2 separate regions of the Homo sapiens genome follow, and region 1 is linked to region 2. Evidence: read pairs that join two places in POLR2A ChIA-PET (ENCODE). Cell type or tissue: PC-9. All regions are shown on one strand. Links, peaks and the distances in the headings refer to the core of each region. The heading gives the core; the rest is flanking DNA. Region 1 overlaps INTS3 (integrator complex subunit 3). Region 2 overlaps TPM3 (tropomyosin 3).

Region 1 (5,000 bases), core at 1-5,000, 440 kb before region 2:
AAAAAAAAAAGAATATGAGATCCAGAGCTGAGACGTGATTGCTTAACTGTTTGTAAGGCCTAATATTCAACTCGGTGGTTATCCAGGGACAGGATGAGTACATTAACAGGCCTTAGCTCTTCACTGGCTGTTTCCCAGCTTCTAACTTTATCAGCTATTAGAGGGTGGGCAGGCAGACAGGTGAAATTCAGAATTTAGATTTGAAAAAATGGGTCAGATACAAGATGGTAGAACATACATGCCAAAATGAACTTTGTGAATCAAGAAGTGGCTGGATAGTAACTTTGTGGATTTTCCACCAGCAAATGTCTACTTGCAGTCTGCCTTCCCGTCATGCTTTTCCCTCATAATTCTGTGGGCATTCAGGTAAATCAGTTTGTTTTCTGCTGTCTGTAGTTATCAGCTAAGGTAGATATAATTATGAATGTGAACAATGTATTCCCAAAACAGGTGAGAATGACTTTAGGACTGCCTGGCAATTGGAATTATTTACTTTTTAAGAAATGGCCACTGTCATTGTCAAAACATTTCTTGATCCCTGTGTACTAACACTGGAGCTCTAGAAGTATAGAAAGTCAATAATGGACTGCCTTTGATCCCTCCATCAGTTTGAGTGGAGGGCAAAAGACCCAGGGGTTGAAATCCCCACCCTGATTCTTAGAGGCGTCATTGTGTCTCTGCTTTAATTCAATTCACTGAATAGTACAGCATCCTGTTCTTCTGAGCAGTGACGTGTTTGCTACTAAATGAAATGATGCAGCAGGAGGGGACCATCGAAGAGGGGAAGCATGCATTTTCTGGCTTTTTTTATACTGAGAGTGAACTTCCAACTGTTTCCAGGGAAAAGGGGGAGGGAGGGTCTTTCTTTTTTTCTGATCTCCATAATGTGGATGTTTCCCAGTATGTCTCAAGCTCCCCCTTCTTTGCCCTTTGTCCTTTGCATTTGAATTTTCTAGCAAGACTTGCCACACTATTTTTTTCCCAATGTGTGTGGTTCGGTTATCCCCACTAGACCAGAGGGTCTCTAAGGGCAAGACTTACTGGCTTCTTCCTCTGGGTCTCCCCACAGATCTCTGCACACAGAAGTTATGAAAACTTGGTGTTGATCGACTGACCTCTGCTTGTTCTGGCTTGGTTATTTTCCCATCACAGACCTACCTATTGCCCAGGAACACAGAGGTAGTTTCCTGACCATATATGCTTACTGTGTGCTGGGTCTGATAGGAAAACAGGTTGGAGGACATCCAAGGTCTGCCTTTCGAAGCTTATCATCTAATGGCTTCATTTAACACGCCCACAAGAAGGTAAAAAAACAAAAACAATAAACAAAAGAAACTAGTTAGAGTAGTGAAGAGACAGGTCATTATAATTGGGTGTGATTAGGAAAGACCTTTAGAGATTTGGAGTAGGAAGCACTGGTCAAGAGCATCCCAGGCAGGAACTCTTAACTCTACTACCCTAGGGAACATTTGGTATATCCTTTCTTCTCTTTGGCCCTGTTTTTCCCTTTGAAGGCGGAAGTCTTCTTGCCCATTCCCATCCCAATTTGGGGAGGGAATGAGATAAAAATAGTGCCAGAGATTGAAGGAGTTTAGAACATGTAGTTCCTAATCTCATGAGCCTTGGTAGCTCCTGGTTTTTCTTCTGCCAAAGAGGGACCAATCACTTTTAAATCAGGCTGAAAGTGGGAGGCCCAAGAGCGTCCTCTTTTTTTTTTTTTTTTTTTTTGAGATGGAGTCTCACTCTGTCGCCCAGGCTGGAGTGGTGCAGTGGTGGGATCTTGGCTCACTGCAAGCTCTGCCTCCCGGGTTCACACCATTCTCCTGCCTCAGCCTCCCGAGTAGCTGAGACTACAGGCGCCTGCCACCACGCCCGGCTAATTTTTTGCATTTTTAGTAGAGACAGGGTTTCACCATGTTAGCCAGGATGGTCTCTATCTCCTGACCTCATGATCCGCCCACCTCGGCCTCCCAAAGTGCTGGGATTACAGACTTGAGCCACCGCACCTGGCCCCGCGTCTTTTTTTAACTTTTTTTTTTTTTTTTTTTTTTTTGAGACAGAGTCTCCCTCTGTCGCCCAGGCTGGAGTGCAGTGGCGCGATCTTGGCTCACTGCAACCTCTGCCTCCCGGGTTCAAGCGATTCTCCTGCCTCAGCCTCCAGAGTAGCTGGGATTACAGGCACTACCACTCCTGGCTAATTTTTGTATTTTTAGTAGAGATGGGTTTCACCATGTTGGCCAGGCTGGTCTCGAACTCCTGACCTCAGGTGATCCACCTGCCTTGGCCTTCCAAATTGCTGGGATTACAGGCATGAGCCACCGAGCCTGGCCAGAGCTTCCTCTTAAGCGCTGGATAGGTCTCAGGGTTGCATTTGGTTAGAGGTATGTCTCTACCTGGTTTTCCCCAAGGAATAATTCATATACATATGTGAGGAGTCTCCAGGGACTGGGCTTTGAGTCACTTCTAGTTTTTGTCCCCTTACAAATCATAATTTCATATACCAGTGACTCATGGTTGTGGAATACTTTGAACGCAGCTTGTTCAATAACTCCTCACCTACGTGAGTCCTTGGGGATTTTTTTTTTTTTTTTAAACGGAGTTTCCCTCTTGTTACCCAGGCTGTAGTGCAATGGCGTGATCTCAGCTAACTGAAACCTCTGCCTCCTGTGTTCAAGCGATTCTCCTGCGTCAGCCTCCCAAGTAGCTGGGATTACGGAAGCCCACCACCACACCCAGCTACTTTTTTTGCATTTTTAGTAGAGACGGGGTTTCACCACATTGGCTAGGCTGGTCTCAAATTCCTGAACTCAGGTGATCCACCTGCCTCGGCCTCCGAAAGTGCTGGGATTACAGGCGTGAGTCACTGTGCCTGGCCATCCTTGGGGATTTTATGAGTTAGATTGTATATTCCTTTTCTGAAAATGAGGAATTTAGTCTTTTTTTTTTTTTGAGATGGAGTCTCACTGTGTTGCCCAGACTGGAGTGCAGTGGCATCATCTCGGCTCACTGCAACCTGCACTTCCCAGATTCAAGCGATTTTCCTGCCTCAGCCTCCTGAGTAGCTAGGAGTAAAGGCACGCACCACCATGCCCGGCTAATTTTTTTGTATTTTTAGTAGAGACAGGGTTTCACCATGTTGGTCAGGCTGGTCTTGAACTCCTGACCTCGTACACCATGTTAGGCTGGTCTCGAACTCCTGACCTCATGATCCACCTACCTCGGCCTCCTAAAGTGCTGGGATTACAGGAATGAGCCACCGTGCCGGGCCAGAATTTAGTCTTTTAAGGCCACTGACTTCCCATAGGGAGCAGTATTTACCGAATGCTTTTTTTTTTTTTTTTTTTTTTTTTTTTTTTTGCAGATGCAGTCTTGCTCTGTCTCCCAGGCTGGAGTGTAGTGGTGCGATCTCGGCTCACTGCAACCTCCGCCCCCTGGGTTCAAGCGATTCTCCTGCCTCAGCCTCCCAAGTAGCTGGGACTGCAGGTGTGCACCACCACGCCCAGCTAATTTTTGTATTTTTAGTAGAGATGGGGTTTCACCATGTTGTCCAGGCTGCTCTCGAAGTCGTGACCTCGTGATCTTCCTGCCTCAGCTTCCCAAAGTGCTGGGATTACAGGCGTGAGCCACCGCACCCAGCTGTCCTTGGGGATTTTATGAGTTAGATTGTATCTTCCTTTTCTGAAGATGGGGAATTTGGTGTTTAAGGCCACTTCCCATAGGGAGCAGTATTTACTGTATGCTTTTTTTTGTGGGGAGATGGATTCTCGCTCCGTCACCCAGGCTGGAGTGCAGTGGCGCGACAGCTCCCTGCAACCTTCGCCTCCCGGGTTCAAGCGATTCTCCTGCCTCAGCCTCCCGAGTAGCTGGGACTACAAGTGTGCGCCACCACACCCGGCTGATTCTTGTATTTTTAGTAGAGATGGGGTTTCACCATGTTGGCCAGGCTGCTCTCGATCTCCTAACCTCGTGATTCGCCCCCCTCAGCCTCCCAGAGTGTTGGGACTACAGGCGTGAGCCACCACACCCAGCCACTGTATGCTTTTTACCAGACTCTATATCCACCTGGCTGAGGGAGGGGAAATGGAAAGGTTAGAGGGGTTCCTCCAGCTTGAGTCTCCAGCTTTGGGTATATACTGGGAAAGAGAAAGGCCTTCCCCCCCTTTCTCCCCCATTTCATCTGCTGCTGCTCTCATGGAAACCATGGTCAGGTAGTCTTAGTATTAGAAAAATTAGTTCAGGAGCTCCTAGAGATTGTAAATATTTACTCAGCTCTCTAAGGTACTGTCATGGAGGGCTTACTCTGAACAGAGCCATTCTGCCAGCAGTTGTTGGCATCTGAACCTATGATTCTATCTTTACTAAGAGACTCTGGAGACTAGGGGAAAAGCGTTGCTATTACTTGATTGTAGGGATCTGGCTTCCTGTGGCTTTCTTTGAAGGGACATGGTCCTTTGTCACCCTGAATGATTTGTAATCAATTTTCCCATCCCTGTTTGGAAAAGTAATTTCTGTAGTCCAGGAAGAGTAAAGTATCCTTTATACTTCTTGTTGCCTGTGAACAGAAAGGACTGGGCCTCTCATTTTTTCCTCATTGCAGTTATCCACCCATCCAAATTCTGGACTCTCACTTTCTACAACCTTAGCTGAGCCTCTCTGTTCCAAGAGGCCACTTTGCTCCTTCACTGAGCAGTGACCCATAGAATTGACTCAGGCCTCTGAGCAGAGCTCACGGGAGCTAGGGAAGGGGCCTAGAGAAACTGTTCAACCCAAGGTCTCTCAGCAATAGATCATTGCTGGAGGCTCAGCTAGCCCTTTGTGTAGCCAGCTTTGCAGGATCTGGTAGAGGGTACATCATTCAGGCCCCTCCCTCTCCCCTACCTTTTCCTCTTGTCTCCTAGAAGGCAAAAGTTTACAGAGAGTAGATAGGAGAGAAAGCTTTTTAGCCTGGTCAGGAATTTATTCATGTCCTGTGGTAGGAGTTTTCAGGAATCTTTAAGGCC
Region 2 (7,456 bases), core at 2,457-7,456:
AGGTGGGTGGATCACTTGAGGTCAGGAGTTCCAGACCAGCCTGGCCAACATGGTGAAACCTCACCTCTACTAATAATACAAAAATTAGCTGGGTGTGGTGGCAGGCGCCTGTGATCTCAGCTACTCGGGAGGCTGAGGTGGGAGAACTGCTTGAACCCAGGAGGCAGAGGTTGCAGTGAGCTGAGATCAGGCCACTGAACTCCAGCCTAGGTGACAAGAGTCAAACTCCGTCTCAAAAAAAAAAAAAAAAAGAAAAAAAGAAAAAAGTTTTAACATGTTTATGAAGTACCCATTACATGCCTTCTTCCATGAGTTTTTCCAATTCATTCCCACTAGGATCAATCTCGTCCCCTCTACTCAATTCCCATAACACTATTATTTGTGGCATTCATCACACAGTATCTGTAGCTTTATGTATGTTTTCTCTCCTAGTAGATTCTAAGCAACTTGAGAGTAGGAATGGTGCCTCCATCTTTATTTCTGTCTCCATCTTAATATCCTATACCTAGAAGATACCAGGAAGTGTCAGCTGAATAAATGAATCTGAACCTTAATCTCAAAGGCTATGCGGCAGTAAGAAATGGAATGGACAAAAGGAAACGTGAATTTGATATGACTTAAAGTTTTAGATTAAGGAAAACTTCCCTACCTGATTATATCTGTTTAAAAGAAGAGCAAAAGTGTTTTTAACAGATGGAATCTTGCTGTGTTGCCCAGGCTGGAGTACTACAGTGGCTATTTATAGGTGCAATCCCACTACTGATCAGCACAGGAATTTTGACCTGCTCCATTTCCGACCTGGGCCAGTTCACCCCTTCTTAGGCAACCTTGTTGTTCTCCACTCCCAGGAGGTCACCATACTGATGCCAAATTTAGTGAGGACATCTGACCTGCATAGCACACTACAGTGCAGAACTCCTGGGCTCAAGCAATCCTCCTGCCTCAGCCTCCCAAGAAGCTACAGGCAGTACAGGCAAGTGCCATTGCACCCAGCTAAAAGAAAAGCAAATTTTAAATACATACCCTGCTGGGAAACTAAAGTACTAAGTGAACAACACTTACGTGCTTGGATTAGTATAATTCACAGCTATACTATTAAGAAATCTCTGCTGTGTAAATTGGAATGCGAATTCCTTTTTTTTTTTTGAGATGGAGTCTCTCTGTTGCCCAGGCTGGAATGCAGTGGCGCGATCTCCGCTCACTGCAACCTCCGCCTCCCAGGTGCAAGCGATTCTCCTGCCTCAGCCTCCCGAGTAGCTGGGATTACAGGCACCCACCCACCATGCCCAGCTAATTTTTGTATTTTTAGTAGAGACGGGGTTTCACCATGTTGGCCGAGCTGGTCTCGAACTCATGACCTCAGGTGATCCACCTGCCCCAGCCTCCCAAAGTGCTGGGATTATAGGCGTGAGCTACCACGCCCGGCCTATAATGGGAATTTCTAAAATGTTGATATTTAATTCCACAATATGAACCAAGGAAAATTTTACTAGCAGAAATTTATGTATGTAATAAATCATTAGCCTCATATGCACATTATTTGAAATATGCATGATTGGTCATTTTAGTTTTCCCAATAATAATTTATCACTTATCTTATATCCCACTAGTCACACACTAGCAGGCAAATGGTAGCAAGTCTCAAATATGTAAGAAAGGTTTAAAGAAGAAAAAGTAAAAAAACCGTCCAGAATTCTATCCATTGTGTATTTTTCTGTGACTGGAGTTGACATAATTAGTCAATCTTAGCAATAATGTATTGGGTTCACTGGGTGTTCTGAGGATGCACCATTTGAACCACCGGTAAAAGGGTACAGAATGTGTATTGAGAGTCACTTCAATGGCTTCTCAATGACACCACACCAAAGGAGGAATACCTGAAGAGAGAATGGAAACACTGCAGGCAGGATGATTTAAGAACCTGGAAATAAGGAATTTAATCTTGTTCAGCTTGAGGAGTATAACTAAAATTACTATCCTGAGTAACCTGTACTAAATCCATCACTCTGGTAGAATCAGATCAGCTGAGTTTAAATGTCAAGAAAAAATAGACACACACAAAAGTGGCTTTGATTACATAAGTCAGAGGAGGGGGAGCCTACAATAGCTCTTCCCCACATCACACCCCCAAGGCTCCTTCTTAGGGACAGCAACAGCTTTGTCAATGACACAAATGCAGGGTGGCATGAGGTTTCCAGCAGCTTAACATTTTAATTTGGGGTGGGGGTGGAAGAAAATACATAAGTTGCTTTTTGCTCCCCCATCCTAATGCCTTGGGGACCAGCCAGGCTGACCCAAATGGAATCCAGAGCGAGAGTGGGGCCTTGGGTTCCCCGAGGAGTAAAGGGGGCAGATCCAGAACAGAGCAGAAACGGTGATAATTATCTGTATGAAAAAGTAAGGATACTCTAGGTGAGAAGGACTAGCATCAATCTAGATAGCAAACTGGGAAAAAGGAAGAGGAAAAAAAGGAAGAGGTGGCAGCAGGAATAATAAAAGAGAGCCAGACACTTCAGCCTGAGAAATGTGGCTTCTTTTCAGGGTTAGTGGGAAAGATACAAAGAGGCAGATTAGCATCAAGGATCAGGGATCCACAGCAAACAGATGAAGCCCCAACAACTCTTTTTGGTGCTGTTTATCACTTGGCTTGCTTCTGGGACTCAGCTCAATTCTTAGGTGAATTTGGTATTTCCCATCTTGGGTAGTTCCCTGAACTTTAATATCAGGGAACCAATTAAACACACCCAGGAGGCCTGAATTTTGTCTTAATGTGTCAGGGCCCAAGTTACTGGCTCTGTGGGCCCTATTTCCTTAGTTGTATGGATTCTACCTCTAGCAGTATCCCTTCTGAGAAGACTAAATTTGAGAAGCAAATAGAAAAATCACAGTATAATGAAGAAACTATGAATACAAAATATAAAAATTACAAGTCAGTCAGGGTTCTCCTTCTGATCCAAGATTAATTGCCTCCAGAGCTTTTTTTTCTTAGACAGTCTTGCTCTTCAACCCAGACTGGAGTGCAGTGGCATTATCTCGGCTCACTGCAACCTCCATCTCCTGGTTTCAAGTGATTCTCCTGCCTTAGCCTCCCGAGTAGTTGGGATTATAGACATGCGCCACCAAGCCCAACTAATTTTTTAAATATTTTTTAGTAGAGACAGGGTTTTGCCATGTTGGCCAGGCTGGTCTTGAACTCCTGGCCTCGAGTCATCCGCCCACCTCAGCCTCCCAAAGTGCTGGGATCACAGGTGTGAGCCACTACGCCCAGCCTTTAATGTTTTTCTTTTTTTTTTTTTTTGAGATGGGGTCTCACTCTGTTGCCCAGGCTGAAATGCAGTGGCACATCTTGGCTCACTGTAACCTCTGCCTCCCAGATTCAAGCGATTCTCCTGGCTCAGCCTCCTGAGTAGCTAGGATTACAGGTGCACTGCCACCATGCCTGGCTACTTTTTGTATTTTTAGTAGAGACGGGGTTTCACCATGTTGGCCAGGCTGGTCTCCAACTCCTGACCTCACGTGATCCACCTGCCTCGGCCTCCCAAAGTGCTGGGATTACAGGCGTGAGCCACCGCGCCCGGCCATGCCTCCAAAGCTTTTGCCAAACAAATAACCAGCACCAATGTTTCAAAGATAAGGGTGGAGATTCTAGTTTCCAAAGGATAAAACCAAAGCACACCACTATGCATAGCTTGTACCCCCATCCACCCACAAGCCAAGATCCCAGCCCCACTCTACTGTCAGATAGTTACATAGAGGTCATGTCATTGAGGGCGTGGTCCAGCTCCTCGCTAATGGCCTTGTACTTCAGTTTCTGGGCATAGAGCTCATCTGGACAGGCACAGGAACCACAGGGAGGAATGAGGGGACAGAGTGAAGAGTTTCAGAAGCAGATGAAGAGAGGGAATCATTAGAAATTAGGAAAGTGTGACTGTGGGTCTAATACCACAGTTAGGAAAATATCTACTCTGGCAACCATGACTGGACATTTTCAGATCTACTCTCTCCTATGACCAACTTCCTTTCTTGATACTCCAAATCGACTGCAGCAAGGGCTGAGAACCTGGGCACAGTCATAACTAGAAATTCCTATTACCAAAAGCACTCAAGAGGATACCACTCCCATCCAGGTACCCAATTCCTAGCAGTGATAACACTTAATTGAACAAAAATAGCAAAGGGAGAGAGTATATATCCATATTCAGACACTTCTCTGCCTACAAAATGTGAACCTATTAGTGGCCCCTCTGCTCCACAGGCTGCCCCTGCAACTCTGCCAAGAGAGTGTACCAAAGGAGCATACATCAGAGTTCTCAAAGCAAAGAGTACGTTCCCTTGTCAGGGTGGATGGCAGTTACCAACTTGCAGGGACAGAAAGTATTTAGAAAGCTCCTGACATTGGTCAATGTTCAGATATGGTTATTCCACAACTTCATTTATTGGATAAATACCCGACAACTTGAGTGGCAAAAAGAACTGTGGAAAGTAGCCATGAAATGACATACATCTTGCCCTTCTGAAATCATGGCTTCCATTTAAACCCACAGACTAAAGGTTTAAGACTAATAAATTGGAGGTAAATGCAGCCATTATCATTCTCCTCAAAAGGGAAGGGTACAAATTGCAGACTATTTGGTAAAGTCTTCTTAAAGGAAAAGATTAAATTTAAAAAACCAATTCTAGAGTTTGACCCACTTTGCCTAGCTGTGGCATAGGACAGTGCACATGATATTAATACATGCCAAGTCACTACCAACTTCCTTTGGTGTACAGAAAAAGAGATTAATGGTTAATGGGCAGTCTTCCTCTATATTTCTCTATTTCAATCCCTACTCCAGGTTCCATACCTTCCAGGTCATCAATTGTCTTTTCCAGCTTGGCTACCGATCTCTCAGCAAACTCAGCACGGGTCTCTGCCTGGGGGAAATATGAAATTAGTCAGAACCAGAGATGAAGACAAAGAAGAACAATCTCTATTTCTTCCACCTTCTACTTCTGGACCTTTCAGAACCCAAACCAGCCAGTTTAAATCCATATTAATGCCTTATATACCTCTAAATGTTTTGGGTTCTGCCCTATAAATCCCCTCAGCTCACCTCCTTGAGTTTATCAGTAAGAATCTTGATTTCTTCCTCATATTTATCTTCTTTTTGAGAGTACTGTAAGATAAGTAGATTAAAAATTTCAGAGTAGAAATTAGTCACACAGGCAATACCCCCCTCCCTACATTTAACTTACATTGAATATCCTCTTGCACTAAATGTGCTGAATGGTCCAAGAGTAAGAGCAAGGCCTGGCTCTGGACAATAGGTCCTTGAAATTCAGAAATCTATGTCTTTAGAGCCATGAGATCCTCAGGTTAAAATTCTCCATGACTTTTTAAGATGGATCTAAGCTTTGATATTATTCAGATCAACCCAAGGAGGTGTTTTTCCTTTCCCCTGCTTGATGAGCAAGAGTAGTAGCACCCCAAGGTCACATGACTGAAACACACCCACATGATGGCAAAGTGAAGTCATCTGTCTTGATTGCTCATTAGGTCTCAGAGCTGATTCTGTCTGTTGCCCCCATCTGTCTGCTAGAAAGCCTGTTAGGGCCCTTGATTATTGCTTTTCAGCACAGCAGTATCAGCCTAAGGAGCACATGACTCCAGTAACCTGAGACCAAGAAGTTATTTTAATTAAAGCAATCAAAGTGCACAGAAAATAGCATTAAACCCAGAACCTGAATACATGGTAAGGAGGTAGGAAGAGGACACGCCTCACTGGATTATATATGGAATGCGTGTCTCCAGTCTTTCATCAAGGGCAGGGCTGGGCCCAGGCCCCAAAGCCTGTCACTTTCACAAACCAGCCCCTACCTTCTCCGCCTGAGCCTCAAGAGACTTGAGGTTGTTGGTGACATTCTTCAGCTCCTCCTCCAGCTCAGAACACTTACTGTGAATATTTTAAATACCACAGGAGAGGAAAAGGGAAAAGGAAGAGAATAAAAAAAGGGAGAGAGACACATAGACGTGAATTGAACCTATATGTAGAGAGAGTTGGAAGGCATACTGGGGAAGAGATGTTCCCAAGTAACCTGAGCAAGCATCAACCCTCCTCCCTCTACCATAGAACGTGTCAGGAGCTAGACCTTCCTGGGCTCAAAAATGTTTGAATACTAATAAAGCACTTGAGAGAAATCCACTACCAGGAACAAGTCATAACTGCTACCTGGGGTGGAGGTGGGAACAAATGCCCAACCCAAACAGTCCCCCAAATCACCCAAAGGAAGGAGACCCTGTGGAGAGGCAGTGAAGCAACTAGGAAAGAAGAGATGAAAGATGCCAAGTAAGTGGAAAAGAATGGAGCATTCCATGAAGAGATGAGACAGCACTCAACAAAATCAAGTGGAGGGGAGGCAGCTGCAAAACAAAAACAAAACAAAACAAAACCACACCACATATATAACCTTGCTGTGGGCTTAATGGTTAGTACCTTTTCTTCAGCAGCACTCAGACACTTCAGGTTCTGGTCCATCAGTCTAATCTGCTCATCCATCTCTCGGCAACGGCTGTTAGTGATAGTCACGGGGATGGCACAAGCCAGGTTGTGGGGAGGGAGAAAGGTCAAAAAGGAACACAGCAAGAAAACAAGCAGCAAAACGAAAAAAAAAAATTCAAAAAATGGGAAGAGAACACCACCATGGTCATGATATGTTATGTCTGGCAGACGGGAATGTAAGAGGGAAGCACAAATACATATGCATTCAGCACTGACTTTGTTAATCAAGGCCCAGAAGGTACCGACGGGAGAGCAGTTAATATCTACCCTTGCCCTAAGGTTCCCTAGCAGATTGGCAAAGTGGCCAAAACAGACACCAGATTTTTTTTTTAAATTTATTTGTTTTAGGGACAGGGTCTCCCTATGACGCCCAGGCTGGCCTCCAACTCCTGGGTTCAAGCAACCTTCCTGCCTTGGCATACTAAGTAGCTGGGACTACAGGTTTGAGCCACCACACCCAGCCAGACACTAGATCTTAAATCAGGATAGCCACTTTGATGTCTTCCACCCCAGGTGGAAGGACCCAGTAGGATCTTCCAATTAACTGTTCACCATGTATTAGTCCTTATTTGCTCTCAATTTGTAAACCCTACCAACAAAAAATAAGAAAGCCTCTTTTGTCACTTGTCACTAGTCAGGAGAATAAGGAAGCCTAAAACCATTCTTGGGCCTAAAAAAGCACTATAGATGACTCCCATTCCCTAGGCCCTGTTTAACAAGGTTGAAGGAATGCTAATTTATTCATATTAGTGCCCAAGCCAAAGGGGAAGGGATAAATTGGTAATGACAAGATTTGGGGAGCTAGATACTCACGACTCTGCCAGCTCAGCTCGTTCCTCTGTGCGTTCCAAGTCTCCTTCAATGATCACCAACTTACGAGCCACCTACAGGAAAAGATCCCAGTATAGCTTAGTGAA

What was found. Peaks named below come from ENCODE experiments on the same cell type or tissue, not always from the same donor. Only the 100,000 strongest peaks of a DNase experiment are listed, where the experiment ranks them.
Region 1: POLR2A ChIA-PET joins it to region 2 with 7 read pairs; 3 of 35 experiments call an interaction of 5 or more read pairs at or near these places.

The regions. Positions count from the first base shown.
Region 1 is chr1:153,729,873-153,734,872 of GRCh38, forward strand. All of the region lies in intron 1 of INTS3 (integrator complex subunit 3), which reads left to right. Among named protein-coding and RNA genes, the nearest start is that of INTS3, 4.3 kb to the left of the region's middle. RefSeq lists an enhancer at 3,875-4,374. In PC-9, for the core only: no CTCF peak of the experiment used is centred there; a DNase peak (open chromatin) is centred at 2,509; H3K27ac peaks cover 1,141 bases.
Region 2 is chr1:154,165,556-154,173,011 of GRCh38, forward strand. It overlaps TPM3 (tropomyosin 3), which reads right to left. Exons shown (of 10, transcript NM_152263.4): 5 at 7,353-7,423; 6 at 5,858-5,933; 7 at 5,094-5,156; 8 at 4,845-4,914; 9 at 3,750-3,828; 10 at 1-2,385. The coding sequence ends at 2,382. It also overlaps the pseudogene RN7SL431P. Among named protein-coding and RNA genes, the nearest start is that of NUP210L, 14 kb to the left of the region's middle. In PC-9, for the core only: no CTCF peak of the experiment used is centred there; no DNase peak of the experiment used is centred there.